Linked DNA regions of Homo sapiens: region 1 is linked to region 2. A link is an interaction called in ENCODE POLR2A ChIA-PET data of the cell type or tissue named here. Cell type or tissue: A673. All regions are shown on one strand. Links, peaks and the distances in the headings refer to the core of each region. The heading gives the core; the rest is flanking DNA. Region 1 holds the start of LDLRAD2 (low density lipoprotein receptor class A domain containing 2). Region 2 overlaps HSPG2 (heparan sulfate proteoglycan 2).

Region 1 (9,274 bases), core at 1-8,000, 55 kb after region 2:
TGGCAGCTAACATGTACTGACTTCCTCTTCTGTGCCATGCACAGCCGTAAATACTACACATCCTGGCCCATTGAGGCCTCACAATACCCCTATGGGGCAAGTACTGTTATTAATTTTATTATTTTTTAATTATTATATTTTTTAAATTATTTTTTGTTGTTGTTTTAGGCAGGTCTCTCTCTGTCACCCAGGCTGGTCTTGAATTCCTGAGCTCAAGTGATCCTCATGACTTGGCCTCCCAAAGTGCTGGGATTACAGGCGAAAGCCACGGCGCCCAGTTGGGCGAGTATTATTAATTTCAGTTCCAAGAGGGCCCTTTCCTGGCTTGAGTTGGTTTCTGCTGCCTACAGGCCTGGCGAGTCCTAAGCACACCCTTCTGCAAACATCTGAAGGGCTGACCCAGCGCAGAGCAGCCAGCATGTGGCATGAGAGCATGTGAGCTGTGTGTAAGTGTGCAAGGCGGTACTGTGTGCATATGAGGTGTGTGATGGTGAGTGTGCAGTGTGAGGCGTGTGCTGCAGTGAGAGGCATGAGTGTGGAGTGTGTGGGGGCGATGAGGTGCGTGGGTTGTGCGTATGTGACATGGGTGTGGATGTCAGAGTGTGAGGTGTGAACGTGTGGGAGTTGTGTGTGAATGTGTGTGGGGAGGAAGTTGTGTGTGGATGTGTGTGGATGTGTGTGCGCACTGGGGCTGGTAGGACAGTCTGACGCACACATCCATGGTAGCCAGATTTATATGGTTGGCTCTTAGGATCCGGGAGGTCCCTTATTGTGACTCTGCCACTAGCCACCACCTTCTTCCCTCCCGTTGGACCCAGTCCCTGCCATCTTGTGCTTCGGGCACCCCTGCCATTCCCCTGTCGGCAGCGGCCCTCACCGGGGCCCCCACTGTGGCCCCAGTCCCGCATGGCCTCTGCAGAGGGTCCCGTCCCGGCCTTCAGCCCCAGCTCACCCAGACGGAAAGAGGTGACTTCGCCCACGAAGTCCACGCGGGGCTGGCGGCCTCTCGTGACCAGGCGCAGGCCTAGAAAGGGTCCGGAGGATGCCACAGGCACCGGGATGTTCAGGCCGCACAGTGGGGACCCCAGGGGCCGGGGCGCCCCCGGCGGGCCCTCGTAGAACTGCAGGTAGGAGCCGGGGGCGCACGGGTCGGCCGGGGCCGGGGAGGAGGTGTTGAGCGCCGGGGGCGCGGGGGTCAGGCTGTAGACCAGGAAGAAGCGGAACTGGAAGCGGATCCGGTCGCCGGGGGCTGCCGCCTGCACCCAGAGCCCGCAGTCGGTGTCCGGAGCCACGAAGTAGAACCTGCGCGATGCGGCGTGCGAGCGCAGCAGCAGCCCGTCCCCCTGCCACGTCTGCCCGCACAGTTCCGCCAGGTCGGCTGCAGCGGAAGGCACGGAAACTGGAGCCGCGCGGCGCGACCCCGAACTCTACTCTGTCCCCTGCCCGCTGTGTGATCCCAAGCGAGTTACTCGCCCTCTCTGAGCCTCATTTTCCTCATCGGTAAAATGGGGATGATTAATCAATCTCAGAATGATTGTAAGGATTAAATGATTTAATTTAATTTAATTCAAATCTACAATCCCTTATTCGAAACCCTAAGATGCGGGGCCGAGCGCAGTGGCTCACGCCTGTAATCCCAGCACTTTGGAGGCCAAGGCAGGTGGATCACCTGAGGTCAGGAGTTCGAGACCAGCCTGGCCAACATGGTGAAACCCCATCTCTACTAAAATACAAAAAATTAGCCGGGCATGGTGGTGCGCACCTGTAATCCCAACTAATCGAGAGGCTGAGGATGAGAATCGCGTGAACTCTGGAGGCGGAGGTTGCAGTGAGCTGAGATCAAGCCACTGCACTCCAGCCTGGGTAACACAGCGAGACTCCGTCACCAAAAAAAAAAAAGGGGAGGGGGAGAGCTGTGTGATAAGGAGCCCCTTTTCTTCCTGCTTTTGAAAGCTGCTGACTGAGGATGAGGATGGGATGTCCAGAGCTGCAGCAGCCATTTTGCAAAGATGAGGTCAGAGCATTTCAGAGGAACAGTGACATTGTTGAGCCGTTGAGTTAACCATCTCTGGAATCACCTATGACCACTCTTAACTGAAATAGCAAATATCCTACCATTTAAGCCCCATTTAGTTTGTTATCTGTTACTTACAGCCCAAAACATCCTCACTGGTACAGGGTTGTTGTGAGGATTAAATGAGAAGATGTGCAAGTACTCAAAGTAGCCCTGATTTCTGTAAGCACAGAGAGGAAAGAGGAGGTGGGTTTTCTGGTGCAAGATAGGGACCAGTGGGTACTTGAGGACCAGCCAGGATGTGGGTCTTTGAGGAAAAAATCCTTCATCAGAGCTCAGGATGTGGGAGCACTTTCCAATATTTGGTATTTCTCTGCTAAAGCCAGAGCCTACCCTGAAGGTACACAGGGCAGGCATGGAGTTTAGAGAGTAAGGGAATTGGGCACCCTTTTTTTTTTTTATTTCTTTGAGACGGAGTCTCTCTCTGTTGCCAGGCTGGAGTGCAGTGGCGCAATCTCGGCTCACTGCAGCCTCCGACTCCCTGGTTCAAGCGATTCTCCTGCCTCAGCCTCCCAAGTAGCTGGGATTACAGGCACATGCCACCATGCCCAGCTAATTTTTGTATTTTTAGTAGAGATGTGGTTTCACCATGTTGGCCAGGATGGTCTTGATCTCGTGACCTCATGATCCGCCCGCCTCGGCATCACAGAGTGCTGGGATTACAGGCGTGAGCCACTGCGCCCAGCCGGGAATTTGGCACCTTTTATGTGCCAGGTATTATGAAGTGCCTTGCATGACTTATCTCATCTTATATGCCAATAATCATAGTCCCTTAAGGGGCAAGGGCCTATTATTTTCATTTTACTGCCAAAGAAATTCAGAGAGTTGAAACAATGATCTCAAAGGTACAAACATAAGAAGTGGCAGAGTGTGTAAATGCAGCTTCTCTGAATCCGAAGCCTACAGAGTTTTGCAAAGCAGGCCCTGAGGGCTGTCCTGCCCACTCCCAGACTCCTGCTTCTAGGTGACTGGCAGATCCAAGCCTTCCAGAAGGCTTTGGGTTGGATTTGGGGATGCCAAGCAAGACCAGACACAGTTTCCCAGCCTCCCCCAGCTCAAAAGGTCTCAGCCCAGCAGGATGAGTGCTGACTGGGGAAACATAGTCTCTAAGGATGGTGGGGGCCCAAGTCTTCTGGGTGCCCCAACCAAGCCCCCTGATACTTACCTGTCTCCAAAGCAGTTGCAGTCAGGGCGGCTGCCCCCAGCAAGAGCAACCTTTGGGGCAACTGCAGAAGACAACAAGCCTCCATCCAGGCTCTGCTGTGCCCAGCAATGGGGCAGACCCACAGAATCTTCAGCTTGGGGTCTCTGGGGAGACTGGAGTATGGGGCCTGGTCAGGCCAGCAGGGAGGCTGGTGGGACACAAGGAGAAGGGGGAGGCAAGTCTTCACTATGATCTTAGTGCTTTGCCTTCCAGATCCTCTTCATTTGGTTCAGAACTGTGTCCAGGGGTTGCCATGGAGATTTGGAGCAAGGGCTAGAGCCTGGGGAGAGGAGGCAGGGAGGAGATCTGCTCCCCTTCTGCCAGACAGGAACCAGGAAACTCAGATCCGGTTCAGCCATAGGGCTTCTGGGAGGAGGACCCACAGGAAGCCAGATCTGCTACCTTCCTAGATCAGCTGGCCCCTTAGGGACTGAGCTTGAGGGAGGTCCAGGACACCAAAGGAGCCTCTCTGAGGGCCTAGAGAGCAGCAGGCAGAGAAGGAGCACTGGACCAGGAGTCTGCTGTATTACTAACAAGCCATTCCTGCCTCAGGGCCTTTGCACTCATAGATCCCTCTGTCTGGAGTGTTGTCCCCCCATAGCAGTGCACGGCTGACTTCTTCAGGTCATCAGGTTGTGGCTCACATGTTACCTCCACAGACCACACTCTCCTGACCACCTCTCCAACTAAATTAACACTCTCTCTCTTTGTCACTCAATCACATCTCAAATGTATCATCCCAGCACTGTCTGGAATTATTTTGCCTATTCATTTCTTCTTGTATATATTGTCCACTGGCCTCCACTAAAATTATATTCCATGAGTATCTTGTTTACCTCTGAACCCTTATGTCATAGCACAGTCACTGGCACAAGGCAGGCGCCCAGGAAATAATGAAAGAATAAGTGTGTGGCATTGAACAAATGACCCCTTTTTCTGGATTTTACTTTCCCATGTGTAAAATAAATACCCTGGACTAATTCAGACTTTTTCAAAACGTGTTATTAGTAGAACAATTTTTTTTCAAAAGGTATGTTACAAGGAACCTTTATCTATAAAACTGAAGCTTTTCAAGCCCTGGCATCCTTCTCTGGAAAATGGGATAATGATTAATTCCAACCACATAGTTGCATTGTAAGAATTAAGTAACTTGGCCTGGCTTGGTGGCTCATGCCTGTAATCCCAGCACTTTGGGAGGCAGAGGTGGGTGGATCACAAGGTCAGGAGTTCAAGGCCAGCCTGGCCAACATAGTGAAACCCCATCTCTACTAAAAATACAAAAAAAATTAGCCGGGCATGGTGGTGCATTCCTGTAGTCCCAGCTACTCAGGAGGCTGAGGCAGGAGAATCGCTTGAATCCGGGAGGTGGAGGTTGCAGTGAGCTGAGATTGTGCCACTGCACTCCAGCTTGAGCAACAGAGTGAGACTTCATCTCAAAAAAAAAAAAAAAAAAAGAATTAAGTAACTTAATACAAGTGGGGTACTTGGAATAGTGTCTATCATGTAGTAAAGTAACCAATGTATTTCAGCTTGAATGATGATCATTAATGTCATCGTTATTATTTAAGCAGATGTTTCAAGTGTGGGGGAGGGGAGGAGCTAAGCAGCCCAAATTGGCAGTGCCTGAGACACCACCTCAAAATCCCAGGAATCCATGAGAAGGTTAAGACCTCTGGACCTGGCCGGGCACAGTGGCTCACACCTGTAATCCCATCACGTTGGGAGGCCAAGGCAGGCGATCACCTGAGGTTGGGAATTCGAGAGCAGCCTGGCCAGCATGGTGAAACCCCATCTCTACTATAAATACAAATATTAGCCGGGCGTTGTGGCACAGAGGCTGAGGCACAATAATCGCTTGAACCCGGGAGGCGGAGATTGCAGTGAGCCGAGATTGCACCACTGCACTCCAACCTGGGCGATAAAATAAAAAAAAAAAAAAACCCAAAACAAACACCTCTGGACCTATTATTCCCTAACAGCTCTCCCTCCTGGAGCGGTCATTTGATGCAACCTTGATTTCCTACAGTGTATGATGTCCAAATCTGTACCTTGGGGAACTCCAAAAAGACTCAAATCTTCCCTCAGCAAGAATGAATTTATCATGAAGCCCACTGAAGCTTAAACTTCAGAACTCATCACCTGCATGGGATTATATGGTTTTTGTTTTGTTTTGTTTTTGTTTTTGTTTTTGTTTTGAGACTGAGTCTTGCTCTGTCGCCCAGGCTGCAGTGCAGTGGCGCAATCTTGGTTTGTTGCAAGCTCCGCCTCCCGGGTTCACGCCATTCTCCTGCCTCAGCCTCCCAAGTAGCTGGGATTACAGGCACCCGCCATCACGCCCGGCTAATTTTTTGTATTTTTAGTACAGATGGGGTTTCACCGTGTTAGCCAGACTGGTCTTGATCTCCTGACCTTGTGATCCACCCACCTCAGCCTCCCAAAGTGCTAGGATTACAGGCGTGAGCCACCGCGCCCGACCTTTTGTTTGTTTTTTTTTTTTTTTGAGATGGAGTCTCACTCTGTTGCCCAGGCTGGAGTGCAGTGGCATGATCTCAGCTAACTGCAACCTCCCAGGCTGGAGTGCAGTGGCATGATATCAGCTCACTGCAACCTCTGCTTCCCGGGTTCAAGAGATTCTCCTGCCTCAGCTTCCCGAGTAGCTGGAACTACAGGTGTGTGCCACCACACCCAGCTAATTTTTTATTTTTAGTAGAGATGGGGGTTTCACCATGTTGGTCAGGCTGGTCTCGAACTCCTGACCTCAGGTGATCCGCCCACCTCGGCGTCCCAGAGTGCTGGGATTACCGGAGTGAGCCACCGCGCCCGGCCGGGATTATATGTCTTCATAAAATTTGCAAAAGTAAGAATGGTTATAAACTTTCAGTTTTGCAAGATGAAAATGTTTTAGAGATCTGTTGCACAGTACTGTGAAAATACTTAACACTACTGAACTGTACACTTAGAATGGCTAAGACTGGCCAGGTGCAAGGCTCACACCTTTAATCTCAACACTTTGGGAGCCTGAGGTGAGAGGATCGCTTGAAACCAGGAGTTCAAGACCAACCTGGGCCTGTAATCCCAGCACTTTGCCTGAGGTCAGGAGTTCGACAGCAGCCTGGCCAACATGGTGAAGCCCAATCTCTACAAAAAAATACAAAAAATTAGCCAGGCGTGGTGGCACACACCTGTAATCCCAGCTACTCGGCAGGCTGAGGCAGGAGAATCTCTTGAACCCAGGAGGCAGAAGTTGCAGTGAGCCGAGATCGAGCCACTGCACTCCAGCCTGGGCGACAGAGTGAGACTCCGCCTCAAAAACAAAAACAAAAAAGACCAACCTGGCAACATAGCGAAACCCTGTCTCTACAAAAAATTAAAGTTAAAATTAAAAAATTAGGTGGTGCCTACACTCTTAGCTATACTACAGCTACTCAGGAGGCTAAGGCAGAAGGATCACTTGAGCCCAGAAGCTTGAGGTTACAGTGAGCTATGATCATGACACTGCACTCCAGCCTAGGCAACAGAGCCGATCCATCTCAGAAAAAAATGGTTAAGATAGTAAGCTCTGTTATGTATTTTCTTGCCATAATTTTTTAAAATTTTGCAAACATGAGGGGTACATGTTCTCAGGACCTCTTGATACTGTGCCTCAAGCCAAATAAAATTTTTAAAAAATACAAATAGGGTTGGGAGTGGTGGCTTACGCCTGTAATCCCAGGACTTTGGGAGGCCAAGGTGAGTGGATCACCTGAGATCAGGAATTCAAAACCAGCCTGGCCAAACTGGTGAAAACCTATCTCTACTAAAAATACAAAAATTAGCTGGGCGTGGCCAGGCGCGGTGGCTCACGCCTGTAATCCCAGAACTTTGGGAAGCCGAGGCAGGTGGATTGCCTGAGGTCAGGAGTTCAAGACCAGCCTGACCAATATGGTGAAACCTCATCTCTACTAAAAATACAAAAATTAGCCGGGCGTGGTGGTGGGCGCCTGTAATCCCAGATACTCGGGAGGCTGAGGCAGCAGAATTGCTTGAACCCGGGAGGCGGAGGTTGCAGTAAACTGAGACTGAGCCATTGCACTCCCACCTGGGTGATATAGCGAGACTCTGTCTCAAAAACAATTAATTAATTAAATAAAAAATTAAAAAAATAAAAATAGGCCATGTGCAGTGGCTCACCCCTGTAACCCCTGTAACACCCTGTAAACCCAGCACTTTGGGAGGCCAAGACAGGCAGACCACCTGAGGTCAGGAGTTTGAGGCCAGCCTGGCCAACATGGTAAAACCCCATCTCTACTAAAAATACAAAAATTAGCAGGTGTGGTGGTATGTGCCTGGATTCCCAGCTACCTGGGAAGCTGAGGCAGGAGAATTGCTTGAATCCAGGAGGCGGAGGTTGCAGTGAGCTGAGGTTGTGCCATTGCACTCCAGCCTGGGCGACAGAGTGAGACTGTCTCAAAAAAGTAAAAATAAATAAATTAAAATAAAAATTTTGCAAACATAAGATATTTTAACCACAGTTAGTTCAGACTTTTTTCTCTTTCCACTCCCAACCTCTCCTTCATCACACCTCGCTTCATATCAGGTGGCCACAGGTGTTTTGAAATCTGGCTAGGGAGAGGCTGATTTGGGTTTAGGGCTGGGGGTGAGTATATTTATGGGATTCTGGCCCCTTGCGGGTATAGTTATATTACTCCTAGGTGCCCCAGATGGCATTCAGGAATATTCCTAATGCCATTGTTCTGTCTCCCTGAGTGTTGTGATCTGAAGGTGCTGACTCAGAGAATATATGATGCCCAGCCCCAGGAGTACAAGGGCATTGTAAAAGAAATAAAATTTGAAATGCACGAAGTCAGAAATAGTGTGTGGAAAATCCTTCCAAATACACAGCTCACATGAGTAAGATATTTTATAGCAGTTGCTCCAAATTTAACAACAATCATTGAGTTAAATAATCTTACCAACAATGAATTACAAAACTGAAGGAAAAAAATTCCTAAACTATCACTAATAAAAAACTAATTTTGGGCTGGGCACAGTGGCTCACGCCTGTAATCCCAGTACTATGAGAGGCCGAGGCGGGCGGATCACGAGGTCAGGAGATCGAGATCATCCTGGCTAACACGGTGAAACCCTGTCTCCACTAAAAATAAAAAAAATTCTCCAGGTGTGGTGGCGGGCGCCTGTAGTCCCAGCTACTCAGAAGGCTGAGGCAGGAGAATGGCGTGAGCCTGGGAGGCAGAACTTGCAGTGAGCCAAGATCGCGCCACTGCACTCCAGCCTGGGCGACAGAGCGAGACTCCGTCTCAAAAAACAAAAAAAAACAAAAACAAAAACACACAAAAAAACTAATTTTGATCAATCATGGCAGAGGAAAGACTGAATTATCTTTCCAGTCCTGCTATAAAAATATCCTGGCCAGGCGCGGTGGCTAACACCTATAATCCCAGCACTTTGGGAGGCCAAGGCGAGCGGATCACGAGGTCAGGAGTTTGAAACCAGCCTGGCCAACACGATGAAACCCTGTCTCTACTAAAAATACAAAAAAAATATCTGGGTGTGGTGGCAGGTGCCTGTAATCCCAGCAACTCGGGAAGCTGAGGCAGGAGAATCGTTTGAACCCAGGAGACGGAAGCTGCAGTGAGCCGAGATCACGCCATTGCACTCCAGCCTGAGCAACAGGGCAAGACTCGCTCTCAAAAACAAAAACAAAAACAATCCTACTGCCCAGGCACAGTGGTTCATGCTTGTAATCCCAGCACTTTGGGAGGTGGAAGTGGGAGGATCGCTTGAGGCTGGGAGTTCGGGACCAACCTGGGCAACAGAGTGACCAAACCCCATCTCTACAAAAAACATAAAAATTAACCAAGCGTGGTGGTATGCATCTGTAGTCCCAGCTCCTTGGGAGGCTGCAGCAGGAAGGTTGCTTGAGCCCAGGAGCTCAAGGCTGCAGTGAGCTATGATCGTTCCACTGCACTCCACCCTGGGCAACAGAGCAAGACTCC
Region 2 (10,321 bases), core at 2,322-10,321:
CGGGTTTGGGGCTCCAGCCATGGCTTTCTTCCACCTCAGGAGACAGCCAGGTGCCAGGGCCCATAGGCTGCAACTGTGACCCCCAAGGCAGCGTCAGCAGCCAGTGTGATGCTGCTGGTCAGTGCCAGTGCAAGGTCAGTCCGAATCCCTGTCCCTGCGGGGCCTGCTCTGCCCCGCTGCCCAGACCCTGCGGGGAAATCAGGCAGCATCTGGTGGAAGCCGAGACCTGGGCATGGGGGGCAGGGCATGGGGGACAGGGCAGGGGCTGCCCGGGGCTGCTGGAAGTGGCCAGGGAGGCTGGCCTCAGGCTGCTGGGGGTGCAGGAGACCCACTGAGTCCCCTGCCTGCCTCCTTCCATCCGTCTACCCAGGCCCAGGTGGAAGGCCTCACTTGCAGCCACTGCCGGCCCCACCACTTCCACCTGAGTGCCAGCAACCCAGACGGCTGCCTGCCCTGCTTCTGTATGGGCATCACCCAGCAGTGCGCCAGCTCTGCCTACACACGCCACCTGGTGAGAGCCTGTGCTGCCCAGCCCCAGGCGGTGTTGCCACCTGCTGCCTGTTACTGTCCATCTGAGCACTGAGCCCAGCGACCCTCATCCCCGCCTCAGTACCCTCACATGCCCCCATTATTTCTCTCGCAGTCCTGATCTCAACAGGACCCCATTCCGCACCTTAACACCCTCCCGTGCCCCATCCCCCACCAAGGCACCCCGGTGCTCAGGCTGACGCCCCCTCCTTTTTCCCCTGCCAGATCTCCACCCACTTTGCCCCTGGGGACTTCCAAGGCTTTGCCCTGGTGAACCCACAGCGAAACAGCCGCCTGACAGGAGAATTCACTGTGGAACCCGTGCCCGAGGGTGCCCAGCTCTCTTTTGGCAACTTTGCCCAACTCGGCCATGAGTCCTTCTACTGGCAGCTGCCGGAGACATACCAGGGAGACAAGGTGGGCCCCAGCCAAGCACCAGGGTCAGCCGTGACTCAGACATGAGTTCACCTCTGCGCCGTCTCTCAGCAGGCAGGCACCTGCCACCTGCATGGCCATATCGTGGTTAGGCACGTGGCTTTTGCAGTCCCATAGACATTGGTCTGAACCCCAGCTCTGCCGCTTGCCAGCCAGACACCATTTGATAAACCTCAACTTCATGGTGGCTGAGGGGATTGGAGATCGTGCCTGGCACATAATAAGTGCTCAGCTGTTCATGACTTTTAGCTTTCATGCAGTTATTCTACAAACAGATCTGGGAGAGGCCGGGAAATATAAAGACAAGTGAGACACAGTTTCAGTGTCATTCACGTGCCCGCTCCGACTTCACTCATCCACACTGCTGGCTCTGTGCTTGTGTTGGACACAGTAATTCTCATGATAGGTCATGTGTGTTGAGCTCTCACTATGTGCTAGGCAGCATCCTTTACAAATCACAAATCACAACTGTGTGAGACAGGTCCTGCTACTGCCCCATTTCATAAATAAGGCAAGAGGGGCTTGGTAACTTACCCAAAGCCCCGCAGCTGGGAGGTGGGAATGCCGGGATCCAAACCCAGGTCAGAGGCTGCCCTTCAAATGCTCTGCCAAAGGCCAGAGCCCACACCTGTAATTCCAGCACTTTGGAAGGCTGAGGCGGGAGGACCACTTGAGCTCAGGAGTTTGAGACCAGCCTGGGCAATGTGACGAAACCCCGTCTCTACAAAAAGTACAAAAAATTAGCTGGGCGTGTTGGTGCATGCCTGTAGTCCCAGCTATTTAGGGAGGCTGAGGTGGGAGGATCGCTGGTACCCAGGATGGGGAGGTTGCAGTGAGCCATAATTGCACCATTGCACTCCAGCCTGGGTGACAGAGTAAGACCCTGTCTCAAAAAAAAAAAAAAAAAAACAAATACTCTGCCAGTCAGAGGTGAACCTGTCTTTGCTACTCCAGAACAGGGTCTGGTGGAAAGGTGGTGATGATGGTGGTGGCGATGGTGTGATGGTGTTGTGGGGGGCAGGGGCTCAGGGGTGGGCTCTGGGACAACCTGCCCAAATGTGTTCTTGAGCAGCACGGGCATCCGGTGGCACCCACGCTCTGGGGTTGGGGTTGCCCTATCCCTGTTCGTTGGACACAGCCAGGTACTCCAGGCTTCTCCCGGGGCTGGCTGCCTTCTGGTCCCTTCTCCCCTCTCCCTTCTGGGGTTCGCTATCTCCTGGCCTCCCTGCTGCCCTGTCCTGCAATTCTCAGACCTATCTCTGTCTCCTGTCCTGGCATTTCCCTGCGCCCCACAGGGGGAGGCGTACTTTGCGCGGATGCGCCGGGCTCACCAGGTAGGCCCAGGACGTGCGTGGTGTGAAGTTGGTGTGGTGGGGCGTGGTGCCTTCTCGGGTGCTCCCAGCCCTGCGTGGGGAGATGCGCAGTGCCCAAGGCATTGGGGGTCTGCATGAATCCAGGCGGTGTCCCATGACCCCAGGGTTGGAGCCAGGAGGGTATGTGCCTCACCTTGCCTCACCTGCTGTGTGGTCTGGTCCTGGTGCCAACTGTCTGAAGTCAGAATGGCAACTGAGGTAGCAAGGAGACTAACCCGATGCTAATCCACATGACTGTATCTAGCCCCCCGGGTTCCCCTGGCCTTGCCTCTCAAGCAACCACCATGAACCCTCTGTGTGCATGTGGGCGGCCTGGAGTTAACCCTTGGGTGCCAGCCTGGAGAGGGGGGGCATGCATCTTTCTTCCTAATTAGTGTGGGCCTTTCTGACTACCATGTCCGTGGGTAGAGGACCCTGCCCATGGCTCTAGCTCCAGGACTTTGGGAGGTCTTAGCTCGCCTGCTCCCTCCATTTCATCAGAACCGCACATCCCTCTCAGAGGAGCAGTTGCGGGCAGCCGTGACAGCTGGGAGGATCCCAGAGCCCCCAGAGGGCAGGGACTGGGCACAGCGGGCATCACAGGTAACTGAGGACCTGGCTAGGACAGGTTGTACCTAGGGCCACAGCGAGGAGACCAGAGAGCTGAGTCCAGGCAGGCACCTGAGCGAAGACTCCAGCTTTCCTGGGCCATTTCCCCTATGCCAGGCCAGGCCCCAGCCTGATGCCTGGTCTGCTCTGGTGTCTCCCCTGGGAAACATTCCAGAACCATGAATGGCTTGGGCTGTTGCCAGGGCACACAAAGAGAGTCAGGCCGAGGAGCAACAACCCCGTCCAGATGCCCCTGGGGCTGCCTCCAGCACTTCTGCCCCTCCCTTGCTGGGCACCCTTTGTAGGGCTTCTCCCATCAGTCACGGCCCATAGGCAGCCAAACCCATCCCGGGATATCCCCGCCTAGCTCAGGAGGAACAAGAGGGCAGTGGGTACAAGGGCCAGAGTGCCAGGTATCAGCACTTGTGAGCAGACAGTGCAGAGCGGGTGGCTGGCTGGGCCCGTGGGGAGGTGAAGCCTCACGGACGTCCTTTCTGTCCCTCTCTGCTCCCTTCTGCCGCTCTTCGGCTCCTGGTCCCCCAGGTGGACGAGGCTCAGAGACGGATGGATGCTGAGATCTGGCAGCTCCTGTCCAGCTTTGCTGCCCAACCCCAACCCCCTCCCCAGGGGCTCTCTCCTCATCCCCAGCCTGCAGCTGCTCTGCGAGCAGCACCTCCTCCTTCTTCTTCCTCCTCCTCCTCCTCTTCCTCAGCTTCTCTGTCTTTCTCACCAGGCTCTCAGGTATGTGCCAAGGTGCCCATCAAGGGATCCCCACCCACCATGCTTTCTAGACTTCAGTCATTTCTGAACCAACTTCACCAATTTCTGTGAACTACTTGGACTATTATTTCTTTCCAATTTTCTCTTAAATCAATCATGTACCAACTCAGGCTGGTTACTCTCTTTCAAATACATATGAAAGGAGCCATCCCATTGAAATTGTTTACTGATGTGCTGTGTAAACGTTGGTCCACAAAAGAGACCCACCAGATGGGAGGAGAAGCCGACCCAGGCCACGCCCAGAGAGAGCAGCTGGGGACCTGGGCCGGGATTGGGAAGAAAGTCGTCCAAAGAGCAAGGCCAGGACCCGCACTGTCGGGTGGGAGTGGGGGGCTCTGTCTCTCTGCCCTGCCACCAGGCCTCCCTCCCATGACGGTCCACCCCTGCCGGAACCACCTCCGCCCTCCCACCCCCACCCCTGCTCCCCTCGGCTCTTACCACCTGCCCTTCCCTCCTAGTTCTCTCTCTCCTACGAAGGCTTCTCTCTGCTTCCTGGAAGCCTCTATTACTGGCAGCTGCCCCGGGCCTTCCTGGGGGACAAGGTAACAAGGATTTGGGGGGATTATAGGGGTGTCATAGAATCCCAAAATATCAGAGGGCCCTTTGTCAAGGCCCTTTATGACACAAATGGGGAGACCGAGGCTCACGGTGGGTAGAGACTTGCCTGGGGTCTCATGTTCAGGTCAGAGCACAGCTGAGACTGAACTCAGCTCTGCCCCTGTCCTTCAGCGGGCCCTGACCCCTGACCCCTGGCCCCTGACCCCTGTCAGAGGAGCTGTCTCGCCTGGGAGGGTTTCTCTAGTGCCTTTTCTCTGGGCTTCCTTGACCTTGTGTCTAGATGCTGGCCTAGTTTTTGGTACTTCACTCAGTCATTCAAGAAGCATTAATTATTTACTGTGTGCTGCGTCGTGTACAGGCCGAGTGGGCCCTGGCCTCCCAGAGCTCCCTGTCCATCCCATTATCATTCCTGTCACCATCAGTATCATTATTATTATCATCATGAGTGCTGGCATTGGCCTTAGATGAGTATTCATATTGCCTCTATTTTGTTCCAACAATTTCAAGTACCTCTTAAGAATACACATAGCAGGCTGGGCGTGGTGGCTCACACCTGTAATCCCAACACTTTGGGAGACTGGGGCAGGCGAACACCTGAGGTCAGGAGTTCGAGACCAGCCTGGCCAACATGGTGAAACCCTGTCTCTACTAAAATAACAAAAATTAGCTGGGCGTGGTGGCGGGTGCCTGTAATCTCAGCTACTTAGGAGACTGAGGCTGTAGAATTGCTTGAACCTGGGAGGCGGAGGTTGCAGTGAGCCTAGATCATGCCACTTCACTCCAGCCTGGGCAACAGAGCAAGACTCCATCTCAAAGAAAAAAAAAAAATTCAGCTTCCTGGCTGGGTGCGGTGGCTCATGCCTATAATCGCAGCACTTTGGGAGACTGGGGCAGGCAGAACACCTGAGGACAGGAGTTTGAGACCAGCCTGGCCAACATGGGGAAACCCTGTCTCTACTAAAAATACAAAAACTAGCCGGGTGTGTTGGCAGGCACCTGTAATCCTACTGCTTGGGAGGCTGAAGGGGGAGAATCACTTGAACCCGGGAGGCAGAGATTACAGTGAGCTGAGATTGCAGCACTGTACTCCAGCTGGGCAACAAGAGTGAAACTCCATCTCAAAAAACAAACAAAAAAAAGAATAGGCAGTCACAAGGTACATTCAGAGAAGTGAGACAGGGAGGTTGAGGGGTGAGGATAAGAAGCAATCTGCTGGAGCCGAGGGTGGAGCTGGAGTACTGCAGGGTTATCAAGCGTGATATGCATTCTCAAACTGTGTGGAGTACATCACCATTTGTGTCCTATATTACTTAATCCTCATGATACCCTTCAAAGTGGGTATTACTTTTACTTCCATTTCCATGTGAGGAAAGTAGGGCTCAGAGAGGTGAAGCGACTTGTCCAAGGCTGTATAGCCAGTAGAGCTAGAGTTTGAACCCAGGTCATTCAGACTGTGGAGTCTGCCGTTTTAATCACTATGCTGGATCTGGGTACAATGGCTCACACCTATAATCCCAGCACTTTGGGAGACTGAGGCTGAAAAATCGCTTCAGGCCAGGAGTTGAGACCAGCTTAAGCAACATAGCGAAATGCTGTCTCTAAAAAAATAAATCGGCCGGGCATGGTGGCTCATTCCTGTAATCCCAGCATTTTGGGAGGCTGAGGCAGGACAATCGCTTGAGTCCAGGAGTTTGAGACCAGCCTGAGCAACATAGGGAGACCCCATCTCTATTTAAAAAAAAAAAAAAGTGCCTGAGCAACATAGGGCGACCCCATCTCTATTTAAAAAAAAAAGGTGAAAAAAAAAATAAAAAATTTTTAAAAATCACTGTGCTGTACACACCTGCAACTTGCCAGAAAGTCAGTCCCAGAAATGGCTGTGAACTTTCTGGCATTCAAAGCAAGCAGGAAACCAGTTATTTTATGGTTATTTGGTTCCACTCCAAAATTCCTTACCATGCCTTGAGCTCATGGAGAATATCCCTGTAGCCATGTAGCCCAGGGCCGTGTGTGTAATCAGCAGGTGTTTGATAAATGCTGGTTAGCTGAGTGAACACACAAATGAACAAAGAGGTAGGCTTGATGCAGTTTGGTATTGAGATGAATGTCTGCCCTGGTGGCAGAGGAGAGAAAGCAAAGTCCTGTGGGACAGAGCTGGGGAGCCTCAGCTGTCCACGTGAAGGTCCTCTGCAGCAGAAGTAAGGACTCCCCAGTCATGAGCAACACAGTGCCCAAGTCCAGTGGGCTTGTCTGCAACAAAGAATCTATCGGCTCATGCAACTGCAGAGTCTAAGCATGTATGGTGTCAGGCATGGCCTTATCCAGGGGCTCATTAGGGCTTTATCTTGGTTCTCCAGCTTCTCATCTGACTGCAGAAGGGACTTTCTCTGGCCTGGTAGAAAGAGCATAAGTGCACGGGTTACTTGTCTATCCCTGATGGGGTGGCAAAGGGCAGTGGTAGGTTATGCAGATTGGCCAGGCCTGGCTCATGTCTCCACTATAGAGGAGGAGGGGATCAGGGCCCTCAGACCACATGGTCTGCATGTGCGGAGACAGTTGTTCTTTATAGAAAACCACGGTTTAGTTTCTAGAAAGCAGGAACTGGATACTGGGCAAACAAAAACCACCTGCCTAGGAGGCAAGGCCTCCGAGGGGCTGCCGTCAGCCCCACCCCCATGGCTGAGAACTTTTGAAGCTTCCGCAGCCTCCCCATGGTGGTCATTGTCATTACACTTGTCTGCCTTATGGGAAATTCCTGTAAATGAAAGCAGACCTGGAGTTTGTTCGCCGGCACCGTCAGGCAATGGGGAATAGAGAACCTTGCAGAGCAAAGAGGCTGCTCAGCATCATCACCACCATGTCTGGGGCTACAGAGGAACTGAGAAATGTCCTGTTTCCCAGGCAACCATGCACCCTGGCCTCTTGGTTTGGGCAGGGAGGGGGGTGGGGGAGTGTGGCACAGGTGCAAAAAGGCCGCCAGATGCTCCATCCCTCACCTATATGGTCCAACACTCACACCCCAAGGTCAGCCTGTGACCTCTGGGCTTGCCTCTTTGCAGGTGGCGGCCTACGGTGGGAAGTTGCGATACACCCTCTCCTACACAGCAGGCCCACAGGGCAGCCCACTCTCTGACCCCGATGTGCAGATCACGGTGAGCATTTGGACACCATGCTGGGTGGGCAGAAGGGCAGGATGGAAGCCAGGGGCACCCTCGGCATTTGTCCTTTGTCCTTTCCATCCAGCACTCAGTTTTCTGGCACAGGCTGGGGGAGTTAGGCCCATGCCCCCACATCCCTGCCTGGTTGGACACTACCCAAGCAGAGGATCCTGCTGCTGGGAGAAGGGGGCAGTGGGCATGTGCCTGACTCCTTTGGGCGCATGAGCTTGGGAGAGCAGAGAGGTGGGAGGCTGGGGGTTACAGAGAATCTAGGACTGGTGGAGGACACCCTGGCACCCCAGGGACCCCTCGGCTCCCCTTCCAATCCTGCTGGTGTCTTTCCAGGGCAACAACATCATGCTAGTGGCCTCCCAGCCAGCGCTGCAGGGCCCTGAGAGGAGGAGCTACGAGATCATGTTCCGAGAGGTAAGGGGCACCTGGCCATGCTGTGTCTAACCCCACCCCACCCTCCACCCTGACTCAGAGCCTGGCTTTGATACCCACCCTGTCTCTCGCTCCCCAACCTTCACCTGGCAGCCCTCAGTCAGTGCCTGTAAGGCAGGATTTGGGGGGTGGTAACTGTAGGAGCAGCCCACAAAGCCCACTGCCCCCGCCCACGTTGCCACCCCCAACCCAGGAATTCTGGCGCCGGCCCGATGGGCAGCCGGCCACACGCGAGCACCTCCTGATGGCACTGGCCGACCTGGATGAGCTCCTGATCCGGGCCACGTTCTCCTCCGTGCCGCTGGCGGCCAGCATCAGCGCAGTCAGCCTGGAGGTCGCCCAGCCGGGGCCCTCAAACAGACCCCGCGCCCTCGAGGTGGAGGAGTGCCGCTGCCCGCCAGGCTACATCGGTCTGTCCTGCCAGGTGAGTGTGTGGCCAGCTCCACCACCTCTGCACAGGCACAGAGGCATCAGCAAGCAAATCAGCCGGCGTCGCCGCAGCCTTGATTACCATCATAACTATAATGACCCCTGCATCTGGGCCCTGCATGTATTCCTCCCGACAGCCCTGAGTTACATATCATTATCCCCTTTAACAGGTAAAAAAATAGAGGTGCTGAGGGGTGAGTGTGTCCCAAGGGCACACGGCTAATGTGTGGCAGAAACTAATTTGAACCTGGGTCTGATTGACTCCAAAGCCTAGCATGTCCTAACCACTGGGCAGTGCAGCCTCACGTTTGGGCCACACTCTCCGGGGGTTAAAACCCAGTTCATGCCCTTGAGGGGGCCCACCAGAGACAGGGAGCCAATTCAGAAACACAGATTACTCCGGCCCAAAGCACAGCATAGAGATGCCTCCCAGAGGTGAACAGTGTGGACTGGGAGAGGGCCGTGGGTGGGAGGACAGACTGAGCAGAAGTGGGGAAGGAGGGGCGCCGGCCTGTGATGTTCCAGGGTCACCCCTGGGAGGACACTGGAGGGAGGGGTTCTGGGTCTGCTGGCTGTGGGTGGGGCACGTTGGGAACAGAGGCCAACCTTCCTCTCTGCCCCTAGGACTGTGCCCCCGGCTACACGCGCACCGGGAGTGGGCTCTACCTCGGCCACTGCGAGCTATGTGAATGCAATGGCCACTCAGACCTGTGCCACCCAGAGACTGGGGCCTGCTCGGTGAGCTGCAAGCGAGGCCAGGACAGGGGGTCAGCTCAGCTGGGCCTGGGTGGGGGACCAGGGCTGGACAAGGCAGGCATCAATCCAGGGGATCAGGATCATGGGGCATGGCCTGTGGTTCAAAGCACCTGGGTCAGCAGGCCAGGTCACCGGGGATGGTGGGGTGGCCAGAGCTATGGAATAACATCCTTCTGTGTAAAGAAAACTTTGGTTCTTTACTATTTTTTTCTTTTTCTTAAAAAAATTTTTTTTATCTAATACAGATGGGGTCTCACTTTGTTGCTCAGAAGGTCTTAAACTCCTGAGCTCAAGCAACCCACCCGCCTCGGCCTCCCAGAGTGCTGGGATTACAGGCGTGAGCCACCACACCTGGCCTTTTTACTTTTTTTTTTTTTTTGAGACAGGGTCTCAGTCTCGTTCTGCCTCCTGGGTTCAAGTGAATCTCATGCCTCAGCCTCCCGAGTAGCTGGGACTACAGACATGAGCCACTGTGCCTGGCCTCATTACATATATTTTTTATACCTTGACTTTTCAGAGTAGCATGTATATAGCCCCCCAGGGTACGCAGTGAAGGGGCAGGTGGTTGACAGCCATAACCTAAACTTGGAGCAAGGAACACCCTATTGTTGATACCACAAACGTGAATCTCTTTGGAGGAGAATCTGTAACCCACATGTTTTTATGAGGATGCACGTATTTTCTTTTTCTTTTCTTTTTCTTTTTTTTTTCAAGACAGTCTCGCTCCGTCACCCAGGCTGGAGTGCAGTGGCGCCATCTGGGCTCACTGCAAGCTCCACCTCCTGGGTTCACGCCATTCTCCTGCCTCAGCCTCCCGAGTAGCTGGGACTACAGGCGCCCGCTACCACACCCGGCTAATTTTTTGTGTTTTTAGTAGAGGCGGGGTTTCACCTGTGTCAGCCAGGATGGTCTCGATCTCCTGACCTTGTGATCCACCCGCCTTGGCCTCCCAAAGTGCTGGGATTACAGGTGTGAGCCACCACACCCAGCCTCTTTTTTTTTTTTTTTTTTTTTTTTTTTTGAGATGGAGTCTCGCTTTTGTCACCCAGGCTGGAGTGCAATGGCACAATCTCGGCTCACTGCAAGCTCCGCCTCCTGGGTTCACGCCATTCTCCTGCCTCAGCCTCTGGAGTAGCTGGGATTACAGGCACCTGCCACCATGCCTGGCGAATTTTTGTATTTTTAGTAGAGATGGGATTTCACCATGTTGGCAGGCTGGTCTCTAACTCCTGATCTCAGGTGATCCACCCACGTCCTGAGATTACAGGCGTG

Evidence for each region. ChIA-PET counts read pairs that join two places held together with the same protein. Peaks named below come from ENCODE experiments on the same cell type or tissue, not always from the same donor. Only the 100,000 strongest peaks of a DNase experiment are listed, where the experiment ranks them.
Region 1: POLR2A ChIA-PET joins it to region 2 with 10 read pairs; 4 of 35 experiments call an interaction of 5 or more read pairs at or near these places.

What each region holds. Positions count from the first base shown.
Region 1 is chr1:21,806,502-21,815,775 of GRCh38, reverse strand. It overlaps LDLRAD2 (low density lipoprotein receptor class A domain containing 2), which reads right to left and starts at 3,511. Exons shown (of 5, transcript NM_001013693.3): 1 at 3,240-3,511; 2 at 953-1,378. The coding sequence starts at 3,324. RefSeq lists silencers at 1,027-1,146, 4,875-5,025 and an enhancer at 3,426-3,720. In A673, for the core only: CTCF peaks have their summits at 895 and 1,105 (motif pointing left); no DNase peak of the experiment used is centred there; H3K27me3 peaks cover 1,004 bases.
Region 2 is chr1:21,862,810-21,873,130 of GRCh38, reverse strand. HSPG2 (heparan sulfate proteoglycan 2) reads left to right here. Exons shown (of 97, transcript NM_005529.7): 31 at 40-134; 32 at 371-511; 33 at 754-945; 34 at 7,322-7,414; 35 at 7,766-7,846; 36 at 8,058-8,288; 37 at 8,918-9,031. Among named protein-coding and RNA genes, the nearest start is that of LDLRAD2, 56 kb to the right of the region's middle. RefSeq lists enhancers at 6,904-6,973, 7,004-7,063, 6,960-7,765, 7,766-8,571. In A673, for the core only: no CTCF peak of the experiment used is centred there; a DNase peak (open chromatin) is centred at 3,120.